3 separate regions of the Homo sapiens genome follow, and regions 2 and 3 are each linked to region 1. A link is a contact called in ENCODE Hi-C or POLR2A ChIA-PET data. All regions are on one chromosome and are shown on one strand. Each heading gives the region's core, a stretch centred on a gene start or an enhancer-like site at or near the end of the contact. The rest is flanking DNA. Distances are from core to core; before and after follow the strand shown.

The links. Hi-C counts contacts between places; a loop is a spot of excess contacts on that map. ChIA-PET counts read pairs that join two places held with the same protein, here RNA polymerase II (POLR2A). Pooled maps may share reads with other maps.
Region 2: a loop to region 1 is called in a map with no recorded cell type, with 2.0 times the contacts of the local background. The contact joins the enhancer-like site here to the promoter of LINC00092 in region 1. A Hi-C loop is called at or near these places in 4 of 37 single-sample maps with no recorded cell type and 9 of 50 pooled maps. POLR2A ChIA-PET finds 5 or more read pairs at or near these places in 1 of 52 experiments (Panc1).
Region 3: a map of naive thymus-derived CD4-positive, alpha-beta T cell shows a loop between it and region 1 (2.2-fold over the local background). The contact joins the enhancer-like site here to the promoter of LINC00092 in region 1. A Hi-C loop is called at or near these places in 1 of 168 maps with a recorded cell type or tissue (naive thymus-derived CD4-positive, alpha-beta T cell), 5 of 37 single-sample maps with no recorded cell type and 9 of 50 pooled maps. POLR2A ChIA-PET finds 5 or more read pairs at or near these places in 2 of 52 experiments (HCT116 and activated CD8-positive, alpha-beta memory T cell).

The regions. Positions count from the first base shown.
Region 1 is chr9:96,020,276-96,024,048 of GRCh38, reverse strand. It overlaps LINC00092 (long intergenic non-protein coding RNA 92), which reads left to right and starts at 2,238. Exons shown (of 2, transcript NR_024129.2): 1 at 2,238-2,464; 2 at 2,768-3,773. LOC105376159 (a long non-coding RNA gene) reads left to right here. Exons shown (of 2, transcript NR_188619.1): 2 at 1-789. It also overlaps a transcript of ERCC6L2 not described here. RefSeq lists enhancers at 816-1,316, 2,749-2,798 and a silencer at 3,009-3,058.
Region 2 is chr9:95,855,397-95,859,050 of GRCh38, reverse strand. The region is part of intron 1 of ERCC6L2-AS1 (ERCC6L2 antisense RNA 1); the gene reads left to right. Among named protein-coding and RNA genes, the nearest start is that of ERCC6L2, 18 kb to the left of the region's middle. Within about 2 kb of position 1,656, at least 3 of the 41 ENCODE cell types and tissues checked have a DNase peak (open chromatin) inside an H3K27ac peak, as active enhancers do.
Region 3 is chr9:95,821,620-95,825,164 of GRCh38, reverse strand. The region is part of intron 2 of ERCC6L2-AS1 (ERCC6L2 antisense RNA 1); the gene reads left to right. Among named protein-coding and RNA genes, the nearest start is that of ERCC6L2, 52 kb to the left of the region's middle. RefSeq lists an enhancer at 1,872-2,081. Within about 2 kb of position 2,189, at least 3 of the 41 ENCODE cell types and tissues checked have a DNase peak (open chromatin) inside an H3K27ac peak, as active enhancers do.

The sequences.
Region 1 (3,773 bases), core at 989-3,488:
AAGTACACCTAACATTTAAACAGTCTCCAGCAGATAAATGCTGATACTGACACTTCTCACCAGAAAAAGAGAAATACCCATCATGAGGAAGAGAAATGACTTTTGTTCAGTTATGCTCCCGGGTCCCCTTTCACTGGAGGGATATCTCAGCTTTCTGAGCCCCTGGTTACTGCAATCCTCGGTTCCAGAACCCAGCAATTCCTATCATCACAATTGTTTCAAGTCTTATCCAAGCCCTGTATATTTCAGATCATCCTTAATTTCTTGTTCTGTACCCAGAGGAGATCAGGAAAACCTTTAAGTCTCTATGTGAGGCAAATACATCCTCCTCACTGCCCCAGCCCCATGTGATTGATGAAGCAACTGAGGAAGAGAAGTAGGGTGCTTCTGGCACTGGAGGAGCGCAGTGCTGAGAAACTCCGGGCTCCATTCGGAAATAGCACTGATTTCTTAGTGTACTTTTTTTTGGTGTTAATATAGAAAACATCAAAAACACAGTTAAAAGAATGAAGCATGTCTACATACGTGTGGCCAGAAAGACTGACCAGAAGCTGGTAGCAGTGAGGGATGACAGTGCTTGCCCCTGGGTTGAATAGTGGAAGAGTTAGGGGGGAAACAGTCTGCTCTTTGAGACCCTTTCAATTTCATGTGATGGATTTACAGAGACAGATGAATTAAACATTATATAAAAAAGGAATAAAACCACTGGTAGGATCTGTATTCCAGGAAGAAAAAAGCATATTACATAATAGGTCAATGCACAGAAATAAAAAAAGGAATTTAACTAGAGCCTATGCTAATCATAAATCCCTTCCCTGTTCCAGAGTCCTGTTGTCTCTGGGGTCTTGGCCTGTCTTATCTAGGCCATGGAGTGGTGGGGGTGGGATGCTGCTAGTTCCTAGGCAGGAAATAGTGGCCAGTTACCCTTGTGGTGTCATTTCTGGGTCCTGGAAAGGAGACCACTGCTGACCCCTGACTCACCAACCAACAATTATTGATGGAAATCCCACCGGCCTCCCCGGACAAAGGCAGCCCAGACCTGGACTCATTCACATGTAAAGGAAGTGGCCAGAAGTGGCTGCTGTTGGCAGGGGTGAGGGACGGGAGAGCGCGCTAAGTGGCCTGTGTCTGTGGGGGAGGGAGAGGGTGGAGCAGCACAAGCCGGCCTGAGGTTAGGAGCCTGCGGTATCTCCAGGAAAGCAGAGGCGGCTGTGGGGGGCGCCGGGGCTGAAGAGCCAAGTGTGGAGACTGCTCCATCTTGCCCATCTCCAGAAACTCAGACCACCCATCCATTAAAGGCAGGTGGATGAGCAAGGGGGCCTCGCAGGCATTCCAGATCACACTGAACCTGTGCCCCACTGCCTGACCCATTCAGCATCCCTATTAACAGACACTCGCTGCCGTCTGGCCCGGACCCGGCTGGCGCTGCGGGTCCTTCCACCCCAGTTAGGAAGGGTCATGGCTCCCGCGGAAGCCCCTGCCAGGGTGAATAAACTCGGCGTGGGGCTGACGGGCTCTGAATTACTCCGTTGCTTACAAGCCGAGTGCCCCTCTGTGCCTCAGTTTCTCCCTCTATAAAACAATACGAATACCGGCCCAGAAGCGTTGTTGGGCAGATTAAACGAGAAAATCCACTGGAAGTGTTTAACAAACGACACACAATACGGGCTTCATACCTGCCAGCCGATGTCCCCTGCAGCCTTTATTCCCTACCCAATTCCCCTTAGCCTGCTATGTGGAGATACAGGAGGCTTGCACCCGCCGCGGTCCCGGTGTATTTTAACGGGCTCCCGGGGAAGCGGTGTGGAAAATGGATTAGGGAGGGAGGAGGCCAGAGCCTCGGAACCCGGGGAGAGGTCTGCAGGCATCCAGTTGGGAGCTGGAAGGGCGGGACAGGGCCCTTGGCAGGGGGATCCAGGAAATATTTTGGAGAAATTCTCTCTAGGACTTGGTAACAGGTTGAGAGCGGCCACTTGGCCGGGGGCGCCGGCTTCGGAGGCGGGAGGGAGGTGGAGGAAGGGAAGGCAGCTGCAGGGCCGACCTGCGGGGTGGGCGTGAGGCCGGGGGATTGGGGCCGCAGGGGTTCGGCCTGGAGGAGCGGCGTGGGGGCGCCGGGGCCCTGATTCCATCCTGGGCGGGTCGGCCCCGCAGCCGCTGCGCTCGGAACCCCCTAGGCGCCCCGCAGTACCCGGCGTCCTTCCTGCCTCCTCCTCGCCCCTGTCCTCCGTCCGAGCCCCAGTCCCGCCGACCCTGCCGGCGCCTCCGCCCTCCCGCCCTCCCGCCCTCGGTTTCCCACGACCTCGGCGCGACGCGCGCGGGATCCAGTGGAGACTGCTTTCCCATAGGCCGCCATCCAGGGCGGGGAAGGGAGCGGACCCTCCCGGCTCCAGGTGCCTGGGCCCCCGGCGGCCTGCGGAGGCCTCGCCCCACGCCACCCGCCCACTGGCCTCGTCTTCGCGCGGGGGTGAGAGCAAAGGAGGCACTCGGCCCATCGCCAGCCCGGGTCCCCTTCCTGCCCGTCGCTATCCGAGAATTTGCCCCGTGTCCCCCAGGCCGCGGGGGTCCGGAGAACCGAGGGGCGGACCCCGCAGAGGGCTGCGCCGCCCTCCCTTCTCTCCCCGCGGGAAGCAGCCCCCAGGACCGCCCCTCGCTCCCTGCCCGGGAGGGACTGGGCTTCCCCGAGGTGTGCGGCTCCTGGAGAACTCGCTTTCCCGTTTCCAGCCGGCCAAGCCATCAGTTAATCGCTTGCTTTCTCTTTTCTTTACAGAGAAAAGCAGCCTGATTCGGAGGAACGGGTTGCTTGGGGCGGCTCCCAGCTCGAGTTGTGGGCCCCGCCGCGGGTGCCCTTCGGAAACGCGCTGACACCAGGCGAAGCCGCCTCTGCCCGGACGCAGCCCGACACTTGGCCCGCGGGGTTCCCCGGGACGCCTGAGAGTAATGGGCGCGAGGGGGAAAGCCGAACGGCCTCCCTGTGCCCGGCGCAGGCGGTGCCCCCTAGCTGGGTTCGCCGCGGCGGCGCTGCGAGCCCCCGACACTGAGGACTTTTGGTCCAACAGTCCGACGGGGCCCGGTGCGCCGTTCCCTCCGCCCTCTCCCCGCTCCCCGGCCCGCGCGTCTTGGAGGGTGGGTGAATTGTCGGAAGCACTCTACGCCTGGCCAACCCAAACCAGGAACCTCCGCACCAAACAGCCCACGTTGCTGCTGCTCTGGGGTTTTAACGGCCAAGGGAGACTGGAGAAGGGGTGTTCTGCCTTCCCATTCTCTTAGGCCCGTCCACTCCCCATCCCCACAGTTTGGAAGTGGCCTTTTCTGAGGACTCCAGCGCAAAGCATGTTTCTCCTTTTGAGCTGCGGAAGCCTTGCTTGTTCCCGCCATTGGGAGGGCATTCCATCATCTGCAGCTGCCTTCCTCGGTGGGCCTTGTCCCTTAGCGTCCACCTAGGGGACATTCTAAGCTTCTTGAGACCTGCTTGTCCACCCCAACATGTCTCAGCATATGGCTGTGCCCTAAGGGGTCTTTGAGGGCATTTTAGGAGGTGAGCGGCGCCCCTACCTGGGCTCCGCGGGGCCGATTCGGTTTGCCCTTTGCTGGCATGTCAGTGAATTAACTGCTGTCCTTGGGATGACCTGCCCTATGATTTGGCCTCTGGAGCATCCCGGGTGTGTATTTCAGAACTCCTCCCATCTTATCCACCTGCTGAAGGCCTGGCCCCCTGATATGGTTTGGCTCTGTTTCCCCACCCAAATCTCACCTTGAATTTTAATAATCCCCAC
Region 2 (3,654 bases), core at 407-2,906, 160 kb after region 1:
TGAGTAAAAAAATAAGAAGTAGAACAAAGTCTAATAAGATACAGTAGACTATATTATTATATTTTGCAAGAGTATGTATACACGTGTTAGACTTCAAACTCAGAGCAGTTGTCTATGGAAAGGGGAATGGGAGAGGGAACGGTAACAGAATGAGGTGAAAAAGGAATAAATATCTAAATTAAGTGTTTTGCTTCAACTCTAATGATCAGGTGATATGAACTGAGGAATATGATTAGTTCAACTCTGGCACTGAGGTCATTTGAAAATATTGATAACATATAATATCTGTATTTGATGAATGTGCAGTGTAAATGAGGAAGATGACACAAGATTTACTTTATAGTAAAAACATGCTGAGTAATATAAGTCAAGTAAATGTAGGTGTGATCAGAGATTAGTGTAATCAGAAAGAAGGCATTCTGGAAGAGATAAGCTTTTAGCTGGCATTGAAGAATAGTTATATTTAGATGTGTCAGTTAGATAAAATATTATTCTACACAAGGTAAACTTTGAGAAAAGTCAGAAAATGGAAAAAGTTCATGTCAAGTGTGAAAAACCAGTGATTAAGTTTTGCTGGAGTATTTGCGCCTGAAGGGGATTAGTGAGAGAAAGGGTTCCTGGAAGATTTTAAAGGTGAGGCTAGAGAGTCCAGTTATTCCAAGGCAGTAGAGATCCACTGAAGACTTTATAGCAGGAGAGTGACATCCCAAGGACACAGGGGTCATTGCTGATGCTCCCAAAGTGCCTGCTGATCTGAGCTGCCAGGGTCATTTGATTAGTATCAATGACTTCAGGGACTCATCTAGAGTTCTCACATTTCCTTGTACTTCATTTGACTGAAGAATAAAGGACTTAGAAAATTGGAGCCCTAAGAAACAGTGAAAATAAGTCTGGGAAAATCCCTGGAGCCTAAAATTAAGCTCTGCCTGTTCTTGGTTTCTTGTTGCTCTCTGGCAACTTCATTAAGTTTCTATTCCTCTTTCCACTCCAACATATTGCAGCCCTTTGATGCCTTTAGATTAGCAAGTTCAACACCTTCTTTGGACTGTAGGTATGAAGACCCAGTTTTGAGCTAGGCTGACATTGGACAAGCTGCAAGGCCAGCAGTTCCTGCATCAGGTCAGCACAGGGAAGTAGGTATTAAAGAGCTGAGCCAGAGCCCTGGGTGCCAGGGCTGGGAAGAAGGCTGGTCTGGCAATCTCAGAATGGCATGGTATTGATAGGTGAGAGCAAACACTCATGATTATGGAGGTCTAACTTGAAGTTGCCAGGTTGTCGTGACCTACAGACTTAGTCTCATTGTTCTTTAAACTTAGTTTGAAAATTTAGAAAGCAACAGAATGAAAAAAGTTCCGCTTAGTTATCTTGCCTTCTCTTGTCACTCAGGTGAGAATGTGAATGCAACTGGACTCTTTTTCTCCTTGCCCAGTTCCTACACGTAAAGATTCCTTTACCAGGAACAGCCCTTAAGTCTTTCATGTCAGTTGTTTAATTCTCTGGAAACTGACCTCTGTTTCCCCATATCCTTCTTGCCTAACTTGTAGATTTCCTGGAGTTTGTCTCCCTGCAGCTGAAATTCTGGCAGCCAATAGGGGACTCAGCCTCACCCCAGTCTCTAGAATCAAACCAGGTATTAATAGGAGGGATTAAGTTGCTGTGACTCAACGCTTAGGCACTCTAGCAGCAAAGATGCTTGATGTTGTCCAGCCCTGATCTTGGGCCCCAGTTTTCACAACAGGCTTCTATCTTGCTCCAATCTGCTCTTTACACAGCTGCAAAAGCCCCTGCCTTGGCAACGTTCCTGGTAACAAGATCCCTCTGGGGAATGGCTCAGCCTTGGTCTTCCACTCCTCCTCCCCCCCATCACTTCTGCTGCCCCTCATATACTGAAGCCTTGCCCTTGAACACTGTCTTCTTGATATTTACACGTTGTGCTCAGTATGATGCTTGGGTCACAGACGATTAGTAAAGACATGAACTATGTTCATCATTCCTAGGGGGAAGGGGAAGGGCCAGGGTTCACTAAAAGGGTGTCATTCATTGCTGATGTCCTAGAAACTGCAAACTGCCAATTTGAGTTTAGGAAACACCTATTATTCTACCTTGATTGTATCTAAAAATGGGGTGAGAAGGAAAGTGGTTTAGTGAACTCCACCCTCAGGAATAAATGCAGAGGGCAACACCTCAGTGAAGTGTGGTGGTCTGCAATGTATATTTCAGACATCTGCCATTCCATGTCCTAGGTATGTACCTCTACCCTGCCCTTGGAATAGGAAAGTAGTCCTTGTATTCAAGCCAAATTGATATTAGGAGATCCACATATGATCTTATCAGGGACACTACAGTCTGTACTCTCTTTCTTTGCTGCCTTTCAGGGAACATATACCAGACCTAGAACACTGATGACTATTCAGGAAAGGTATGGAAGAGTGGGCACAAGGTGGGACCCTGACTATTTTCTGGAGTCACCACCAGCTGGGACCCAGTTCTGCTGACTGTTGTAGTCCTGTTGTAACAATTGCTTTCATGTTTGCTAAAATAAATAAATATCAATGTGTTTAACCAATAATGATAACCACTTTGCTTTTTGGCAAATCCTAAAGAGATAAAACTAATTCATATAATTTAGCGGGGAGAGAAAAAGGCACACACAAAAGTCTCATCCTCCTAGATCCATTTACCATCTTGAAAGGGACAAGTAACAGATAACTTGTTAATTATGGAAGGATTCTATAACCTTACTCACTTCTACCAGATTGGTTACTTCATTATCCTATTTCTTTTCAGAGATCAGGAATAAGATCCTTAAATTTTTTAGGTTTCTGTGCTTATCTACAGATGTAGAAGAAAATGCAAAATGAGGGAGATTATGCAGTGGTATGAAACAAAATCTGAAGGGATAGAAAGGATGGCTGAGTTGCTGGAGAGGAAAGAAAGCTGAGTTCCTGGGGCCTGCTTTGAAGATGAAAGGAAGGCACCAGGAGATAAACTGGGCCAGAGATAGGTCTTGTGAGGCTTTGCAGTTAAAAAACCTGCAGATGGTTTTTGGATGGGATCAAATATCAGAAAGGCAGATAAGCCACAAACCCAAATTAGTTTCCAGTTAAGTTATTGCTCTCAGATACAAAACTCAATACAATACTTGGCATTTTGTTTCACATGCAAGCTTTTTCCTATCATTCTTTCAATAAACATTTACTAAATGTCTATTCTGCAGCAGGCACAGCTGTAGGTAAATTAGCCAGAAATCAATTGATTGAAAACCAGTCCTCTATAAGTCAACTTAGCAAAGCATCAATTTGCCTAAAAACAATTTGCTAAATTTACCCAATTTATCACAAGTATATTTTTAAGTATTATTCTTCTTGAATATTCTTCTTAAATGTAGTATTCATGGGAATATTTTTAGGACTATTCAAGTTGTAGCAAGTGAGGACGTAGGTGGTCTAGGGTTTTTCAGACATTTTTCCTAGTCTAGTTTTTTTGCTAAGTATTGGTTGATGGTTTGTCTCTAGGTTTGTTGTATTTGCAGTTCCTTCAGTCTGGACTGCCCTTCCTCAGATATTTTCATGTTCGCTTTCCAAATTGCCTGTCATTTTGTCAGACGTATCACTGGATCCAGCTAAAAGGTGAATTTTGAAAACACTAAAATGT
Region 3 (3,545 bases), core at 940-3,439, 200 kb after region 1:
AATCAGGCAATTTGAATCCTAGAGAGATAGGCAGGCTGAAAGAACCTACATTTCTACAATGCTGAACCCAAGTAGAGATTATGAACTGCGGCACCATTCTTAGTGTGTTTCTCTCTCCTTTTATTTTTAATTTAATTTAATTTATTTATTTATTTATTTTTGAGACAGAGTCTCACTCTGTCGCCAGGCTGGAGTCCAGTGGCTGATCTCGGCTCACTACAACCTCCACCTCCTGGGTTCAAGCGATTCTCCTGCCTCAGCCTCCGGAGTAGCTGGGACTACAGGCGTGCACTACCACGCCCAGCTAATTTTTGTATTTTTAGTAGAGATGGGGTTTTGCCATGATGGCCAGGATGGTCTCTATCTCTTGACCTCGTGATCCACCCACCTCGGCCTCCCAAAGTGCTGGGATTACAGGTGTGAGCCACTGCACCTGGCCTTCTCTCTCCTTTTAAGGATTGTACTCAGGATTACAAGATACTGCACATCAAAAAATGAATCCCAATATGTGGTCAATTGAGGAACTTGAAAATGTCATGCCAATAATAAAAGCTTGCGCACAATAACTGAAGTTAGAAGGAGGTAAATATTGCTAAAATATTGCGGATTTAAAAAGATAATCTAACCCTTTATTATTTTATGTGAGTCTCATGTTCCCAAAAGATAAAAGAATTTAGAAAAAGGCCAGGAAAAGTGGACAATACACCTAAAAGAACACAATCACCAAATTCTATGAAATGCATCCCCTTGAGGGGAGCTTGACCTGAAAATTGTGATTTGGAGTGGGAAAGGGTGTGTCTGAATATGTTTTCATCTTGTGGTCTTTGGTTCTCCTAGGATGCAGTGGAAGAAAATTAGGACACTGATAAAATTTTAAGAGGCATAGAGCCCCCGCGATATTTGAGCAGTGAAAACGCATGGTCATTAGCACAGGTTTCACCATGAGGCTCCCGGGAGGACTCCTGCTTACGCCTCCAGGCTCACACCTCCCTCCATCCCTCCCAGCCTTTGTTTCAAGAACGTCCACTCATTTGTAAACTGTATATTTTGTTGCTCTGTGTCTCCAAAACCCGAGCATATTGCCTGGAGCACAGAAGGCATACAGTAGATATTTGTGGCATAGGTAACTGAATTAATAAAAACTTAGCCATTCAATATAGATTGGATCCAATTTATTTTTTTTTTTCTGATTTCTTTGTATCATAGAGGCTAGGACTGCTGTGGTGGAAAGTAATCATAATAGCTAAATATGTAAGGAGCATGGTTTTCTTGGATAGTTAGAACATGCCCCGCTTTGTCGGACTAGTCTAATGGAGAACTCCAGGGCCATGAGGCTCACTCCCTGAAGAGCAGCAATGTGGGAGGAACTCAGCACTCGGAACCCCGTTGATTATTACCAGGAGTGGAGAAGCTCACTCACATTCTGCCATGTTTGAACACCTGTGTAGCAGGTGGCAAAACAATCAGCTCATACATCATTTTCCAAATCTTGAGCCCTACCCAAATTATATTCCCACAGGATAAAATATTGGTCGTATTTCCTAGGGGCTTCACGCCTGGAGAATAGGAAAGCCCAGGTCCTTTGCTGCCAGCTGGGACAAGCTCTGACGGGTGCCTTATCCTCTTGAGGTCCCTGCAAGATCAGGCTGGCGCCACCCCACGGGTCGCAGCCTGAGATAACCCCTGGTGTGGCTCTTCTCCTCCTCATCATCCTGCTTCCCTCACTCCTGCCCAGCCTTCCCTGGCGCACTTCCTTAGTAAACACCTCCTACCTCCTCTGTCCTCACCTTACAGATTTGTTTCTGGGGAACCTGACCTTACCCACATGCTTACTCTGAGGGACACAAAGCTGTGTGAGGCGCAGTAACAACCCCCAAGGAGCTTTCAATCCAGTTGAACTTGGCTTGAATTGCATCTGTGCTTCTTACAGGAGGGTGGGCCTTCAATAGAGCTAGACAGAGCCTGATGACACAGGCGTTTGGGAATCTTGAGGACAAACCTGTTTTTATAAAAATCTGCCTGCCTCGTGCATGGCAGCAGGTTTGACTCTGGCCTTGCTTCACTAAATTAAGCAAAAACAAGCATTATCAAATGTTTAGATTTCCTGGAGTCTCTGGCTTCAAGTAGCTTGATGATTCATTTCTGACAACCTCATAAAACCAACCTCTAGCCACGTCCAGGCTTAAGCTTTGTGGTGGTGGAGTGGGTTTTCCCTGTTGTATTTTTAACCTAAGAACAGAAGCAATGCTAGCCACACTGATAAAAACAAGTGAAGAGTTAACTTTCAAGATGACCACAGTCAGATGGTAGCGTGGAAGCCACCAGAGCCACTTAATCTTCCCAGATGATGGATCACTGCAGTACCTAAGTCTCTCATGTGGATTTCTGCCACAGTCCTCTGCACACACTCACTAAAGGGATTTGCAGTTCATGGGTCCAACACAGCAGCATGACCATTGGTTGGGCAGGGCCAAAGGCCCTCGAGGCAGAAGGGTTACCAGGAGAGTCACGCAGCCTTTACCGTCGGGATTTGTGAAGACAGTCACAGTTGGCGACAAGGGTTTTCAGAGTTCTTGGTGTTACTTCACCACCCTCCCCTGCTCTGAGCCCACTCTTTCCTCCCCTGTCCTCGTTCTTAGCTCCTGCTGTTGCCTCCTTTTAGCTCTCACACATTCTCCCTTCTTCCGGTTCTGCCCCAGATATTCTCCCAAGCTCTGTCCAAAAAATCACCAGTTTACCCCTTGAAATTATTTCTCAAGAACTATTTTCCCCCAAGAAGTTGCAAGCTGCTGCATCCCACCTTGGTGAGCTGAGAGCCTGGAGATCAAGACCTGGGCGAGCGGCCAGACCCCTCCTGGCTTCATGCTCAAGTCTTTTTTCAGACGCCCTGAGATCAAGAACAAGGGCACATTCTTAGTTCATGGCCTTTTACAAAATGCTACAGATAATGGAATTTAGATGATGCAACCATTTTACTTGGAGTAGAATGTGTTTTTAGCTGAGGGGGTTTTCAGGGGAAACACATTATTTAGGTTTAGAGGGTATCATGCTTGTCAAAAGCAATTAAATGGGACATAGAGCCCTCAAAGAAATGTTCAAATATAATCTGGACATGGTTTGGGTATCTGAATAAATGTAAACTTGACCAAGCCTTCTTGTTTAAGAAATATAGCCTAAAACATACTACTCTTGATAAAAATTGAAGTTACTAAAATGTTCTGATTTAACGTTGCTTCCACCGGCTAGTTGTTGCTTTATAAATGTCATTTGCCATGTAATTCCAAATGACTTTACAGACTACAGAGCATGGGATTATTGTGTCAAAAGGAGGCTTTCATGATCTCACATAAGCCAGAAAGACTTTATTTAAACTTACGTAGGAAGATGTATTGGTTGTTTGGCCCAAGAAGGTCTTATTTGAATGACAGCATTTAGGGGACCACATGACATTTCTATAAAACTAGACTAGAGTTGATAACAGATGAAGGATTAATTTGTTGTTTTTGTAGTCAATATAGTCCCAAACCATGGATATATTGCTTAGA